Linked DNA regions of Homo sapiens: region 2 is linked to region 1. Evidence: chromatin loops called from intact Hi-C (ENCODE). Cell type or tissue: mammary epithelial cell. All regions are shown on one strand. Each heading gives the region's core, and the rest is flanking DNA. Links, peaks and the distances in the headings are about the cores only.

What was found. A loop is a pair of places that touch in the nucleus more often than their neighbours do. Peaks named below come from ENCODE experiments on the same cell type or tissue, not always from the same donor. Only the 100,000 strongest peaks of a DNase experiment are listed, where the experiment ranks them.
Region 2: a loop joins it to region 1, with 9 times the contacts of the local background. A loop is called at or near these places in 10 of 110 quality-filtered maps.

The regions. Positions count from the first base shown.
Region 1 is chr1:51,995,744-52,007,443 of GRCh38, reverse strand. It overlaps the pseudogene RN7SL290P. Among named protein-coding and RNA genes, the nearest start is that of RAB3B, 11 kb to the right of the region's middle. RefSeq lists enhancers at 1-207, 1,841-2,685. In mammary epithelial cell, for the core only: a CTCF peak has its summit at 4,963; a DNase peak (open chromatin) is centred at 4,963.
Region 2 is chr1:51,826,247-51,831,246 of GRCh38, reverse strand. It overlaps NRDC (nardilysin convertase), which reads left to right. Exons shown (of 31, transcript NM_001101662.2): 5 at 3,378-3,451. Among named protein-coding and RNA genes, the nearest start is that of MIR761, 7.7 kb to the left of the region's middle. In mammary epithelial cell, for the core only: no CTCF peak of the experiment used is centred there; a DNase peak (open chromatin) is centred at 2,006.

The DNA.
Region 1 (11,700 bases), core at 2,789-7,788:
TCAGCAAAAGAAGACAGCTTTGACCACCTATGATTTCATCTCCAACCAAGCCAATCAGCAGTCCCAACTCACTGGCCTCCCCCACCCTCCAAATTATCCTTAAAAATTCTGATCCCAGAATGCTTGGGGAGACTGATTTGAGTAATAATAAAACTCCAGTCTCCTGTACAGATGGCTGTACATGAATTACTCTTTCTCTATTGCAATTCCCCTTTCTTGATAAATCAGCTCTTGTAGGGGTGGGTTGCCCCTCCACACCTGTGGGTGTTTCTCGTAAGGTGGAACGAGAGACTTAGGAAAGAAAAAGACACAGAGACAAAGTATAGAGAAAGAAATAAGGGGACCCGGGGAACCAGCGTTCAGCATATGGAGGATCCCGCCAGCCTCTGAGTTCCCTTAGTATTTATTGATCATTCGTGGGTGTTTCTCGAAGAGGGGGATGTGTCAGGGTCACAAGACAATTGTGGGGAGAGGGTCAGCAGACAAACACGTGAACAAAGGTCTTTGCATCATACACAATGTAAAGGATTAAGTGCTGTGCTTTTAGATATGCATACACATAAACATCTCAATGCTTTACAAAGCAGTATTGCTGCCCGCAGGTCCCACCTCCAGCCCTAAGGCGGCTTTTCCCTATCTCAGTAGATGGAGCATACAATCGGGTTTTATACCGAGACATTCCATTGCCCAGGGACCGGCAGGAGACAGATGCCTTCCTCTTGTCTGAACTGCAAGAGGCATTCCTTCCTCTTTTACTAATCCTCCTCAGCACAGACCCTTTACGGGTGTCGGGCTGGGGGACGGTCAGGTCTTTCCCTTCCCACGAGGCCATATTTCAGACTATCACATGGGGAGAAACCTTGGACAATACCTGGCTTTCCTAGGCAGAGGTCCCTGCGGGCTTCCGCAGTTTTTGTGTCCCTGGGTACTTGAGATTAGGGAGTGGTGATGACTCTTAAGGAGCATGCTGCCTTAAGCATCTGTTTAACAAAGCACATCTTGCACCGCCCTTAATCCATTCAACTCTGAGTTGACACAGCACATGTTTCAGAGAGCACGGGGTTGGGGGTAAGGTTATAGATTAACAGAATCTCAAGGCAGAAGAATTTTTCTTAGTACAGAACAAAATGGAGTCTCCTATGTCTACTTCTTTCTACACACACACAGTAACAATCTGATCTCTCTTGCTTTTCCCCACAAGCTCTGTCTAGGCAGCGGGCAAGGTCAACCCATTGGGTGGTTACAAAGTGGGCACAGGAAGATTGTGGATTATGTGAGTTATCTGCACAGGAGGGCTATGTGTCCTGGACCATGAAGAAAGGCAGACTTAGGGCTTATCTGCCTTGTCTTTTTGCTTTTCCCTGCTCCGCCAGCCTAACGCCTTTTCCCTAATTCGGACTCCACAATTAGGTTAAGATTCTGTGGGTGTGTTGCGGTAAACTGAGGAACAGAGAGACTGATATGGGAAACCAGGAGGATATTTATTTTAAGGTACACACCAGCTCAGTGGATTCACATCCAAAAACCTGAGCCTTGAACAAAGACAGAGCAGGGTTTTTATAAGCAGGCTTACAAAAGCAAAACAAAGGCAGTTAATCATACAGTGCATAACTTGTGGCCTTGCATAGCTGGTGGCCTTGTAGCTGCGTCGAAAGAAAAACAAGAACTGGCTAAATACAGACATTTGTAAAACATAGTCATGCTTAAGAAGCCAGGGAAAGGAGTAACAGTAAAGGAATTTGTCTTCCTCTCTTTTTTTTTCCGTCAACCTTGCTCTGGAGGGAGGGGGTGGTGTCTGGAGCCCATTCCTTTGGCCTTGGTTTTTCTGAGTGTTATCTTATAACTGTCCTTGAAGTGAGCTGCTAAGCAGAGGAAAACTTGTTCTTCTTTTCTTTTTCTTTTTTTTGAGACAGAATCTTGCTCTGTCACCAGACTGGAGTGCAATGGCATGATCTCGGCTCACTGCAACCTCTGACTCCTTGGTTCAAGGGATTCTCCCACCTCAGCCTCCCGAGTAGCTGGGATTACAGGCACACACCACCACACTCAGCTAAGTTTTTGTATTTTTAGTAGAGACAGGGTTTCACCATGTTGGCCAGAATGGTCTCGATCTCCTGACCTCATGATCCACCCACCTCGGCCTTCCAAAGTGCTGGGATTACAGGCGTGAGCTACCATGCCCTGCCTTCTTCTTTTCTTTTTTAACCCTTGCCTTGCCACATTCTGGGCCTTAGCTTTTACTTTTCTTGGAGTGAATAAATGCAGCACTTATTATTTTTTAATTTCTGGCTCAGGTGGAGTGAAAGAAATACAAGTTCAAAGGGAAACGAAATGATGTAAAATTTCCAGCTATTAACAAGGACTTGTGCATGTATTAGTTTTAAGTGGATAATCTGGGTATCAAATTTCTGTCGTATTTAAAGTGTAGTGTATACATATTGAAAAGTGAGGCCGGGCGCGGTGGCTCACGCCTGTAATCCCAGCACTTTGGGAGGCCGAGGAGGGCAGATCACGAGGTCAGGAGATCGAGACTATCCTGGCTAACACGGTGAAACCCCGTCTCTACTAAAAATACAAAAAATTAGCCGGGCGTGGTGGTGGGCGCCTGTAGTCCCAGCCACTCGGGAGGCTGAGGCAGTAGAATGGCGTGAACCTGGGAGGCGGAGCTTGCAGTGTGCCGAGATAACGCCATTGCACTCTGGCCTGGGTGACAGAGCAAAAATCTATCTCAAAAAAAAAAAAAAATCACTCCTTGTTATACATGGTGTCCATTCCCCATTCGTATTTTATTATTATTATTTTTTTGAGACAGAGTCTCGCTCTGTTGGCCAGGCTGGAGTGCAGTGGCGCAATCTTGGCTCACTGCAACCTCCGCCTCCCGGGTTCAAGCAATTCTCATGCCTCAGCCTCCTGAGTAGCTGGGAGTACAGGTGCATGCCACCACGCCCAGCTAATTTTTGTATTTTTATTAGAAATGGGGTTTCACCATGTTGGCCAGGCTGGTCTTGAACTTCTGATCTCAGATGATCCACCCACCTCAGCCTCCCAAAACGCTAGGATTACAGGCATAGCCACCATGCCCAGCCACCCCATTCATATTTTAAAGTCCTAATCCAAGTACTTCAGAATGTGACTGCATTTGGAGATGAGGTCTTTAAAGAGGTAATGACGTTAAAATGAAGTCATATAGGTGGGCCCTAATGCAATAGCACAAGCATCCTTATCAGAAGAGGAGGTTGGGACATAGTTGAACACGGAGGGAAGACCACTGGAAGACACAGGGAGAAGTAGGCCATCTACAAGCCAAGGAGAGAGGCCTCAGAAGAAACCAATCATGTTCTCAGACTTCTAGCCTCCAGACTTAGAAAACAAATTTTTGTTGTTTAAGCTACCCTGTCTGTGTTACTTAGTTATGGCAGCCCTAGCAAATGAATTCACTCCTTTTCACCCCCATCATTACTACCATGGTCTAAACCATCAGCATTTGTTGCCTAGACACTTTCAGTGTAAGATCCACCATCGGGATGGCGCTTTTATCTGTCTTCTTGTTCACTGATATGCCTTCAAAACCTAGTATATTGAATGTCATGAAGATATTGTGAAAGAGGCCAGGCTCGGTGGTTCACACCTGTAATCCTAGCACTTTGGGAAGCTGAGGCGGGTGGATCACCTGAGGTCAGGAGTTCGATACCAGCCTGGCCAACATGGTGAAACCCCGTCTCTACTAAAAATACAAAAATTAGCTCGGCATGGCAGTGTGCACCTATAACCCCAGCTACTTGGGAGGCTGAGGCAGGAGAATCACTTGAACGCTGGAGGCAGAGGGGTTGCAGTGAGCCAAGGTCTTTTTTTTTTTTTTTGAGACAGAGTCTTGCTCAGTCACCCAGGCTGGAGTGCAGTGGCGTGATCTCAGCTCACTGCAAGATCCACCTCCCAGGTTCACGCCATTCTCCTGCCTCAGCTTCCTGAGTAGCTGGGACTACAGGCACCCGCCACCACGCCTGGCTAATTTTTTTTGTATTTTTAGTAGAGATGGGGTTTCACCATGTTAGCCAGGATGGTCTCGATCTCCTGGCCTCATGATCCACCCGCCTCAGACTCCCAAAGTGCTGGGATTACAGGCGTGAGCCACCATGCCCGGCTGCCAAGGTCTTGCCACTGCACTCCAGCCTGGGTGACAAAGCAAAACTCTGTCTTAAAAAAAAAAAAAGGATATTGTAAAAGAAAGAAAGAAAAAACAAAACCTAGTGTATAGGACCTGGTGTGTGTGTGTGTGTGTGTATTATATACATGTGGTGTATGTATATATATATATATAAATATATATAGCCATCCCACAAGTATTTATTGAATATATATGTATATATATAATGTCTGAGGTCCAAAAGTAGTACAAAGGAAGGGGTGATTAAATTATCTCCAAGTAAGTTGGATGGGATGACAGGATGTGTAGGAAGGAATTTTCTAGATTAGGAAGGGGTATTGAGGAAGTCACCTAAGAAAGAGACAAAGGCTTGGGCAAAAATGCTGAGATTTAAAGCAATTTCTGAGAACTCTAAGTCATTCCGTGTGGCCAGAGCACAAGGACCAAGGGGATTAGTTGGTTGAAAATAAAGTTGAAGATAAAAGAATTTAATCATATTTGCTAAGGAGGTTGGATTTTATCCTGTAGTACAATCAATATCACTGACTTTTTTCCAGTTTTTCCATTTAGATCTGTTTTGTACTTTATTATCCACGAATACCTGGAGAAGTCATTTAACCTTGCTGAGTTTCAGTTTTCTCTTCTGTTGAATGGTTGATGAGACATGAGATAATATATGGAAGTTACCTCAGAAGGTTCCCGGAATATAGCAGGTGCTTAACAAACACTAGTTCCCTGCCATTCAGCCCATATAACCAGGTTGATTTCAGCACCATGGTTACTGGTCAGTCCAGAGAGAGTACAGTTCCAATTTCGGACACAAGAGGGAGTATGAGACTTACCTTTGCCGAAGGTCACAGGCTTGCCTAACAGCCTCCCTTACTTAGCAAGCCCTCCAGGAAAGACAAATAGGAGACATTCTTCCAAAATTAGAAAGGCATCTGTCTTATTTTTGTTTTTCTGAGAAACAGAGGGTCTCACTCTGTCACCCAGGCTGGAGTGCAATGGTGCAATCACTCCTCAACCTCCCTGGGCTCAGGTGATCCTCCCACCTCAGCCTTCTAAACAGCTGGGACTACAGGTGCACCTGTAGGTCACCACACCCAGCTGACTTTTGTATTTTGTAGAGATGGGGTTTCGCTATGTTGCCCAGGATGGTCTCAAACTCCTGGGCTCAAGCAATCCCCCTGCCTCGGCCTCCAAATCACAGGGATTACAGGCATGAGCCACCGCACCCGGCCTACTCTGACTTGTTTTATAGATACTAAGCCATTGGTAACCGTTCTTCATTCCCTGGACACATATTTGAAGGTGGACTCATTGGCAAGCATAATGTACTTAGTTATCATGCTGAAAGTAGCTGATGTTATTCAATAGTCTAGTATGCACCACCTATTTTACATACATTATCATCTTTAATTTAACTCTCAATGAGCCAGTGAAATAATCCTTATCCTCATTTTACAGATAAGCAACCTATGGTCTAGAGAAATTCAATCACATAATTAGTGAATGGTAAAAGTTGGATTTGAACCCAGAACTGCCTGTTTCCAAAACTTAAGTTTATTATATTATATTAATTAATTAATTTAATGTATTTATGTATTTGAGATAGGGTCTCACTCTGTTGCCCAGGCTGCAGTGAAGTGGCACAATCAGGGCTCACTGCAGTCTCGACCTCCTGGGCTCAAGTTAACCTCCCACCTCAGCCTCCTGAGTAGTTGGGACTCTAGGTACGTGCCACCAAGCCTGGCTAATTTTTTTTATTTTTAGTCAACATGGGGTTTCGTCATGTTGCCCAGACTGGTCTTGAACTCCTGGATTCAAGCAATCTGCCCACTTTGACCTCCCAAAGTGCTGGGATTACAGATGGAAGCCACCGCACCCCGACGATTATACTTATTTTAATTCAATTCCCTCATTTAACAGAGGTCATCCAGAAAGGGGTCTGGTCAGTGGTGGATGATGTGAGACCAAGGAAGAACTTTGTGCCTAGGGTGAGCACAATTTTTTTTTTTAAGATGGAGTCTAGCTCTGTCACCCAGGCTGGAGTGCAGTGGCACAATCTAGGCTCACTGCAACCTCTGTCTCTTGGGTTCAAGTGATTCTCGTGCCTCAGCCTCCCACGTAGCTGGGACTACAGATGCACGCCACCATGCCAGGCTAATTTTTGTATTTTTAATAGAGATGAGGTTTCACCATGTTGTTCTGGCTGGTCTCGAACTCGTGAGCTCAAGAGATCCTCCCACCTCGGCCTCCCAAAATGCTGGGATTACAGGCATGAGCCACTGTGCCCAGCCAAGGGGGGAAGGTTCTAGTTAGTTGTTTACCCGTTGTCTTGCCCTGGGAAAACCACTTGTTCTCTCTGCATCTTAATTTCCTAAATCATCTCTAAAATGGATTGATTCTTTTTCATCCATCAGGTCTCAACTAAAATGTCACTTCCTCAGAGAGGCTGTCCCTGTTTAATCATCCTAAGATAATCATCTCTTCGGCATATTTCCTTAAATATGGTTATCACCATCTGAAATTATCATAGATAATTTGTGTACTTATTGTTTGTCTCTTCTCTGCAGATTCCTAATTTCTGTCTGAGCAGAGGTTCTGCCTGTTTAGTTCACGTTTGTGTACTCTGTGCTTAGTACAATGCTTGGCACATACTAAGTGATCAACACATCTTTGTGCAATGAATGAACGAATAATATAATGATGAAGAACTAGGACCAGAGGGTGGAAGCTACAAACAGGCAGATTTTAGCAGAGGACTTTACTAACAATAAGGGTTATCCCAAGGCAAGGTGGTCTGCCCTAGAGAAGGTGGTCTCCCCATCCTTGGAAGTGAGCAGATTAGGGCTATAGAGGGGGCCCCATGTTGGTTTGGTGGAGGGTTGATTTGAGGTTCCTCTGGCTCCTCATTAAAACCTTGATTAAGTTTTAAACTAATACTCCGATAACAGGATGCTATCCAGTCATTGTGTTAAATTATGGAATGGGTATTCTCTCTGTTTAATAACTGGAATAAAAGAGGCCCAAAGGGCCAGGGAAGCAGACACAGGGGACGGATAGTGCTAGATTCTGCTTCTGGGCTCTGTGGGAGAGGCCTGACTGAGACAGTAATGGCCTCTATTAAATTTAAATACAATAAATAAAGTATAATAATTATTTCCAGAGCAGTTGCTGCTTTTACCACCATTCCCCTTCTTCTGGCCCCTCTGTCCCCATGACTGTCTCTTTTGTTCTCTTTCACACAGCAAATGACACTACCCAAGTTAGAAAGCTCTCCTGGTTGCCTCAATTTTCTTTTGCCTCATCTACATCCAATCAGTCACCAAATCTTGTTTCTTTCATGTCCCAGTGCATTTCCCAGCTCAGGTCTTATAATCTCTCTTTCTTTTGTTGTTGTCGAGGTGGGGTCTCGCTTTGTTGCCCAGGCTGGTCTCAAACTCATGGATTCAAGCGGTCCTCTGGCCTCAGCCTCCTGAATAGCTGCGACTGTAGGCGCATGCCACTGTTCCTAGCTATTTTGTTTTGTTTTGTTTTTTGGAGGTAGAGTCTTGCTCTGTCGCCCAGGCTGGAGTGCATGATCCTGGCTCACTGCAACCTCTGCCTCCTGGATTCAAGTGATTCTCTTGCCTCAGCCTCCCAAGCAGCTGGGACTACAGGCTTGTGCTACCACGCCCGGCTAATTTTTTGTATTTTTAGTAGAGACGGGTTCTCACCATGTTGCCCAGGCTGGTCTTGAACTCCTGAGCTCAGGAAATCTGCCCACCTCGGCCTCCCAAAGTGCTGGCATCACAGACATGAGCCACTGCACACAGCCAGCTGAGCTATTTTGAAGTCACTCCACCAGCATTTTCTCTGGTGTCCCTGCTCCCAGTATCTTGGAACCTCCAATTCAATCCCTATTGTGCAGGCTATAAGATCTTTTTAAAACACAACTTTTGCCAAGTCTTCCCCTCGGATAAAGGCCTGTAACAGCCCTGCACTGCCCTGATCATGGAATCCATTGTGCTTAGCATGGCCACCGAGGCCTTGCCTGACCTCTGGCTCCGACTTAGCTCTTCTGCCTCACTCATCACTTGCTGCTCTGCCCATTATGCCTATGCTTCTAGAGACTCCAAGTTCTCTGAAGACTTCACATTATTTCACACCCTTTGGGCCTTTGTTCATGCTGGCCCATCTGCCTAGGTGGCTTCTCCATGCATTTAACTCCTACTTTTCCTTGGGGCTCAGTTTAATTAATTCTTAAGTCTACATCCCAGGACCTAGCACGGGGCCAGGTCTAACATCTCAGGTTCCTCTCTGCTGATCTGTCCCACTGTGAGAAAATAGTCATGTCTCACCAAATCTCTTATTGTGGCTAATTTGAGTCCTGGTTTTCCTTGCTTTCAGTAGCTAAGAAACCATGGGCCAGTTACTACTTGCTCACATCTAAGATGGCATGAATCAGTCCCAACTTCACAGGTTCATTGTGAAAGTTAAATGAGATGGCAGATATGAGAAGAAATCCTTTGTTAATACTTATGTACTTATTTATTCAGCATCAGTATAAGTATTTAATATTTATATACTTATCCCTGAGCTCTTCTAAGAATGGTTTAGGAGGCCCTGTGTTGGGTACTAGTATGGCCTTTCCTCTTGTGGAGTACAGATTAGTGGATCTTATAGTCTACTGTCCTGCACCAGACACTGAGTTCCTTGGGTCAGGGACCATATGTTATTCGTCTCTGCACAGCAGGTGTTCGGGAGATATTTGCTAGCTGGGTGAGTGAACCAGCGATTTATTGAATAAATGACTGAATGGCATTCTAGGTAGAGAGAAAAAAACAGATGCAAATTCACAAAGATGTTATGGAGCAGGCCACATTCAAAGAACTGCAAGTAGTTTAATGTCGTGGGAGCTCAGGGTGTGAAGGGGGTGTGACCAGCAGTGAGGCTGGAGGGTAGATGAGACCAGATCACCAGGGGCCATTAGGCTTATTAAACAGATAAGCTTCTGAGTAGGGCAATGGGAGGTTTCAAGCTGGCTTTAGGAAGCGTCCTATGTTGCAGTGTGGAGTGCGGACTAACGGCAGATTGGAGGCTATTGCAGGAGCAGGATAGTGAGGAGACTGTGGCTATGGAATGAAGAGTTCCTGGGAAGTAGAATGGGCTGGGCTTGGTGAAGCATTGGCAGGGTTGGGGTGGGGAGGGAGGGGTGGTGGGTGGTACCGGGGTTCTGACCATTCACATGTTGAATGTTTCCCCTGTGTGTGTCTCAGATTCCACCCCTGCTGACAGTGTGTGCCCTGGCGATGGAGCAGTGTCCTTGTTGCAGATTTGAACCACTTTCACCTCGTAAACAGCAGCTGGTGAGAGGAATGGACTTGCACATTCATTCGTTTTACAAATGAAGAAACTGAAGCACAGAGAAGGAAGGAATGATTTGTGCAGGAGGTGGTATTTGAGATACTCATCATTTTCTCTCATTACCCACATTTGTTTCTACTCCTGTAGTAGTTTGGTTAAAGGCAATAGACTCCTTGTTCCTTATATTGTGCCTTTTTGTGATGTGACTTCGCTCTTCTTCCCAATCAAAAGTGGAATTTATTTCTTCCACCCCTTAAATCTGGACTGGGCTTGTGACTTGATTTGGTTAATATAATGCAGCATATGTGAGGTCGTGCGATTTCTAAGGCTTGGTCTTTAGAGATTGTGTCTTCTGCCTTTATACTCTTGGAATGCTGCCTTGAGACCACCATGTAAGCTGGTCTAGCCTACTAGTGGATGAGAGGTCACATGCAGAAAAACTGGGGTGCCAGTCCTCAGCTGGCACTGATTGCCAGACTTATGAATAAGGACATCTTAGACCTTCCAGGCCAGCAGCCCTTCCAACTGAATGCAGCTCCTGAATGATCGCAGGTGAAACCAGCAAAGGAGGCAGTTAGCCACTCACAGAATTATGAGAAATAGTGAATTATTGCTGTTTTAAGCCACTAAACTTTTGGGAGTGTTTTTTAAATGCAGCAATAGATAACAGAAACAACTTCTTTGCTTCCTGTTTCAGTAAATGGTTTTATTATCTACCTGGTTGTTTAGGCTGGTGCCCTTTTCTTTATATCTCACATTTAATCTGTCACCAAGTCCAGGGAACTTTACCTCCTAAATATATATCAAATCCCTCTGCTTTCTACCTTTCCCATTGCTATGACATTAGCTCAGGTCCTAGTCATCTCTTATCTAGATTATTACAGCAATCTCTATTGTTTTCTCTGTCTCCTATCTCTCTGCTCCCTATCCTTCCCATCCAATCTGTTGTATTCCCCTGCCACAGGCAGAGCTATCTTTCTCACAAGAATATGTAACCATGTTACTCCATTGCTTAAAATCTTTTTGTTTGCAAGGTAAGCTCCCAAATCCCTAATATGATGTACAAGGCCTTGGACCATCTGGCCTCTTCTTCTCTTTCCTCCCCGATCTTCCATCACTCCTCTCATTGAATCCTACATTTCTCAGCTGTTTCACAGGTACCTGCTTCAGCTACCCTATTGCATGGAGCAATCTATTGAATGGGTTGGATGGAAATGTCTGACCTGTCAACACATCTGAGTTCCTAAGCTGGCCATGAGGGACTCACACTAGGGTAAATATTCACCTTGTGAAAATTTGAACATTCCAAACGACATCCGCTTGTGCCATTTTCTAAGCCACTGATTATCATTCAATAAAAAGCTGACACCTGCGATCTTAGCTTCTTGGAAGGCTGAGGTGGGAGGATTGCTTGAGACCAGGAGTTCAAGATCAGACTGGGCAATATAGGAAGACCGCCCCCCCCCCCAACCCTAATAACAACAACAAAAGAGCATCAATTCTATACTTCTTATAAAACTAGGAGTTGGAGAAGGCTGATTACTCTGGCAACTACAAAAGGAAATTTTGTTGTAGGACTCTATTATTTATTTATTTATTTATTTTTGAGACAGGGTCTCTCTCTGTCACCCAGGCTGGTATGCAGTGGCATGCTCTTGGCTCACTGCAATCTCTGCCTCCCAGGTTCAAATGATTCTCTTGCTTCAGCCTCCCGAGTAGCTGGGACTACAGGCGTGCACTACCATGCCCAGCTAATTTTTTGTATTTTTAGTAGAGATGGGGTTTCACTATGTTGGCCAGGCTGGTCTCGAACTCCTGACCTCAGGTGATCTGCCCGCCTCGGCCTCCCAAAGTGCTGGGATTACAGGCATGAGCTACCGTGCCTGGCCTATTTATTTATTTTTTAAATATAGAGACAGGGTCTCTCCATGTTGCCCCAGCTGGAGTACAGTGGTTATTCACAGGCATGATCCCACTACTGATCAGCACAGAAGTTCTGGCCTGCTGTTTCTGACCTTGGCTGGTTCACTCCTCCTTGGGCAACCTGGTAGCCCCACACTCCTGGGAATTCACCATATTGATGCTGAACTTAGTGAGAACACCTGTTCTGCATAACACACATAACAGCCCAGAACTCCTGAGCTGAAATCATCCACCTGCCTCAGCCTCCCGAGTAGCTGGGACTACAGGCAGGTGCCATCTTGCCC
Region 2 (5,000 bases), core at 1-5,000, 170 kb after region 1:
GAGATGATGAAATTTGGTATAAAATGTAGTTAAGAAATTTGTTTTGTTTCCTTTTAAAGAGTTGTTCTAAATATGTTTTGTACAAGGACTGCTTCAGCATCTAAGAATATCACCTTACACATTTATTTTTATTTAAAAAGAAAGCCACCCAATAAGAAAGCCACTGCATTAATAGGATAAATTAATGAGAATATCAAATCATAAATTTATGCCATAAGTAGAGCATTATAGGGTGCAAATACTATAATAAATGCTATAATATTATACTTCTACAATGTATAAGGAAAAGCCTTTATACGTGTGTAATATGCTCTTATATAACATGGATTAAGTACCTGTTTTTAATAGGTTAGCAAAATCTGATTCCCTCACACAGGCCACATTGTTTATAAGTATCTTTTAAATAAACAGCTGAGGAAATGACTAAATTTTTACTCCAGTTAAGTAAGTGAGCATGGAAGCCGTCTTTACCATGGTGGCGTCTTCTATTTTCAGTAAATTTGAACTTTATTTTATCAGTATTTCATGGTAAGAGTGACAAATATCAAAGCTTAGGATGTCCACTTCTAACAGGAGACCCTCCCCATTATAAGCGGGAATACAAAATCTTCACTTTCAGGTTGTGAAAAAGGATGAGGCGTCCTGAGTAGTTATAGCCTAGATTCCAAGTGCCTGAGTATTCTGGGGAACCCCAAGTCTTGATTGTAGCTTCATGGGCAGAACTGGTAGTGTTCCCAGGAGCCTGGGAGAAGCAAACATAAGGCATCTCAAAAGGAAGATGCCTTCCTTCTAGGCCCTAAATTGTTACAAATATTTTTTCAAGTAAAATAACCAACATTCAGTCAAAAATAAGCAGGTACTCAGGAAAATAATACAACATGATTGAGAACAGATAACACAAACAGATTCTGAGACATCTCAAGTACTGGCATAGTTACACACAATTTCTAAAATAATTATACTTTCTATTTTTTAAGAAATAAAGGCCAGACGCAGTGGCTCATGCCTGTAATCTCAGCACTTTGGGAGGCCGAGGCGGGTGGATCACGAGGTCAGGAGTTTGAAACCAGCCTGGCTAATATGGTGAAACCCCATATCTACTAAAAATACAAAAATTAGCCGGGTCCGGTGGCGGGTGCCTGTAGCCCCAGCTACTTGGGAGGCTGAGGCAGGAGAATCGCTTGAACGTGGGAGGCAGAGCTTGCAGTGAGCCGAGATAGTGCCACTGCACTCTAGCCTGGGTGACAGAGCGAGACTCTGTCACAAAAAAAAAAAAAAAAAGAAATAAAAGACAAATTTGAATATACTTGCAAGGAATAAGAAACTGTCAAATATGACCTAGGAAATTTGTAAAATGAAAAGATACATCTTGAACTGAACTATGATAAAAAAAATTGAAAATGTCATGGACAAGTTTAAGAGTAAATAGAGTTGAAGATAGAATTAGTAAGCCAGAAGATAAGACAGAAGGAATTAACCCAAGTATAGCATAAAGAACATATATAACCCAAATATAGCATATAGCACAAAATTAAAAATACAAAGAATATGAAGCATAGAGGATAGAATGAAAACATCCCATGTATTTTACTTGTAGTTGTAGAAGGAGGAGAGAGAAAATTGAAGTAGAGACAACAGTTGAAGGGTTGATCACTGGAAAATTTTCAGAACCTGTTGTAAGACATCAAATCAGAGGTTAAAGTCTAATAACTTCCAAAAGGATACATTAGAAGAAATATGGAAAATTTTTGCCAGATAAAGAGAAAATTTTCTTCAAAGGAAGATGAGTTACACTTACAGATGACTACTCAACTTCGTGCTCTGAAGGAAAATAACTACCAACTAATAACTAGAATCATAAATTGTACACTAAATAAAAATATCTTTTAAGAATGTTAGTAGGCTGGGCATGGTGACTCATGCCTATAATCCCAGCACTTTGGAAGGCCAAGGCAGGTGGATCACTTGAGCCCAGCAGCTGGAGACCAGTCTGGGTAACATGGTGAGGGAAAAAAATTAGCAGGGCATGATGGTACATGCCTGTAGCCTCAGCTACTTGGGATGCTGAGGTGGGAGGATCACCTGAGCCTGGGGAGTTCAAGGCTCCAGTGAGCCGTGATGTGCCACTACACACTCCAGTCTGGGTGACAGAATTAAATAAAATTAGTTTCATTATTTAAGTCAACAGAAATTATCCAACCCATCATTAATCATACCAAGTACTGAAAAGAAAAAAAATGCCCCAATATATCTAGCAGGTAGTTAAGTTAAAAGTTACCTTATTGCAAGCAAAAGTTAAAAGTTTTTTAAAGAAGCCTGAGCAATATAGGGAGACCCTGTCTCTATAAAAAATTTAAAGATTTAAAAAAAAATGGTAGTGCACACCTCTAGTCTCAGCTACTTCGGAGGTTGAGGCAGGAGGATTGCTTGAACCCGGCAGTTTGAGGCCGCAGTGAGCAGTGATTGTGCCACTGCATTCTAGCCTGAGTGATAGAGTGAGACACTATATCCAAAAAAAAAAAAAAAAAGTTTACTAAACATTTTAGGAAATTAATTTTTTAAATCATTCTATTTTGCTGGAAAAACACCAATACACCAATCTTTGAATAATTTTTAACAATTTAATTGCATTGCTATTATGTATTTATATAAGTGGTAATTTGTATATGTAATTTGATACATCACAGTTTATATAATTAAAAATTAATTTAAAAAGCAGATGAAATTATAAGATTAACTTAAATACCAAGTCTTTAAAATTCTAATTTAACTTTTAACTGAAACGTTTTTAGTCATCTGTAAACTTGCATTGAACTAAAAAAGTAAGCTTTATATACTCTATAAAAACATGGATATACATAACATTACATAAATAGACTATCTGTGATATTACAATTTTACAAAGGAATGAATAGGAGAACATTTCCGAAAAGGCTCCTAAGGGTTGAAAATGGAAATAAAAAGGGTTGATAAACATTGGGTTAGAAATAGGTATATAGGTAATAAAACTATAAAGAAAAGGAGAGAAATTACTGCTATACATTCAGGATATTTCTTGAGGTAAGGGTAGGAGCTGGGTGCTTCTAGAGTGTTGACTATGGTCTGTTTCTTCACCTGGGTGGGCCACTCAGGTGTAGTTTATATGTTCATGTTTTGTTAACTTTTCTGTATGATTGTTATTAAATATATTTCACAATGAAAAAGTTAAAGTAACATGTAGATATTAGTTTAAAATATAGAAATGCAGATTATTTAGATTTTATATACTTAGGATTGTGAATTAAATCTCCAACTTAGTAAGTTTCTTAATTAAAATAATAGATGTTGATTGATGAAAGTGAACAAAAACGGAAATGCCAGTTTTGTTTTTTGTTCAGATGGGCGCAGTTCTTCATCCACCCACTAATGATCAGAGATGCAATTGACCGTGAAGTTGAAGCTGTTGATAGTGGTAAGAGGAGTACTTTATGTGTAACTACAGTTTTTTCCTTCATGAAACCAGTTACTTATTACATTTATCCTTCTTTATCTCTAGACCATTTTATCTTTATATTTTAAAGGACTAAATTGAAATATGTGTTATGTTTGTTCCTGAAGTCATTAAACATCTAATTCAGTGTAGATTTGAAGTAAATGAAAAGGATGGTGGATTTTAGTTTTTTCATCCTTTGTTTTTCGAAGGTTTTACCATAGGGGCTAATCTTTTGAGATTCAAAGATTGAAGACTATAAAGGAAAAGAATGTGCTTATATAGGGTGAGGCTTCATTATAGATCTGTGCTATAAATATTCCTTAATTACATAGTACCAATAAATATCACCATTGTATATTATCCCTGCTTGATTTATTTAAGTATTAGAAGCATTTAATACTAGACTTGAGGGGACTTCCAGTTCATATAGGTTAGGCTTGGCTTATAGCCACTGCAAGTCTCTGTATTTGTTCCACTTTTTGTAGTATTTCCCTCCTTGGTTTGATGCAGTGTCTAGTTCTAATAATGATGTAAAGCATTTACTAGGCTGAGTAAACTACAGATGGCTAGAGTGATCTATCTGGAAGTCAACAGACCCCTGTTTAACTTACAGAAGTGTCTAGCTGTGGCATTCAGTTTATTTGTAAAAAAGGATGGAATGGTTAAGCTCCTCCTAGCTGTAGTAGCTCCTTGGAAATCAAGGATTTATTTTCTTTATTTTTTTACTTGCCTACCACAGTGTCTGTTTTACCTTAAACCCAGTTAAATACCTGTTGAATGGATGAAAAAACAAAACAACTAAGGATAACTAAAAGCACTTTTCATATTTTGAGACTCAAGAACTGTTATCTGTGTCTTAAATGCTTTCTAGTATGTTTTTCTTTATACAGTTTCTAGAGTGGGTTGACACCAGTGTTTAAACAAGCAGACCTTTAATTAGATTTTACAATTTTAAGCCAGAATATATTTTATTATGCTTTGAAAAATTATGCTGAAAGAAATATATATGTATATACACACACAGTATGGAGTTTTGGTTTATGCTGAACTAAAGTAAAAATTCTGTTGTGCTTTTGTTCATGATCTGCCTGCTTCGGCCTCCCAGAGTGCTGGGATTACAGGTGTGAGCCACTGCGCCCGGCTGATAAATTATTTTTAATAATTGACTTTTTATTTTAATGATGGTTTATACTCACATAAACATATATAATTGCCTGCATAGTATGTCTTAGTGATTGAGATGAAAGGCATGTCCAATGCCTTTTTAAATCTTAATTATGTGTCAAAGTGCAGTCTCTATTTTTATTTACTTACTTCTTCATTTTTAATGTTTGTTTCCTTTCCAAATATGGTCTCTAAGTGTTCAGATATTTATACTCTATTTTTATCAGTTGCAAGGGGTCTTAAATCACTTTTCGTAGATATGTTTACATGTCTGCTATATTACCTGTTATTGCAGAAACATGGTGGCTTAAAATAAAACATTTATTTTCTTACAGTTTTGGAGGAATGGAATCAGGTACGTTAG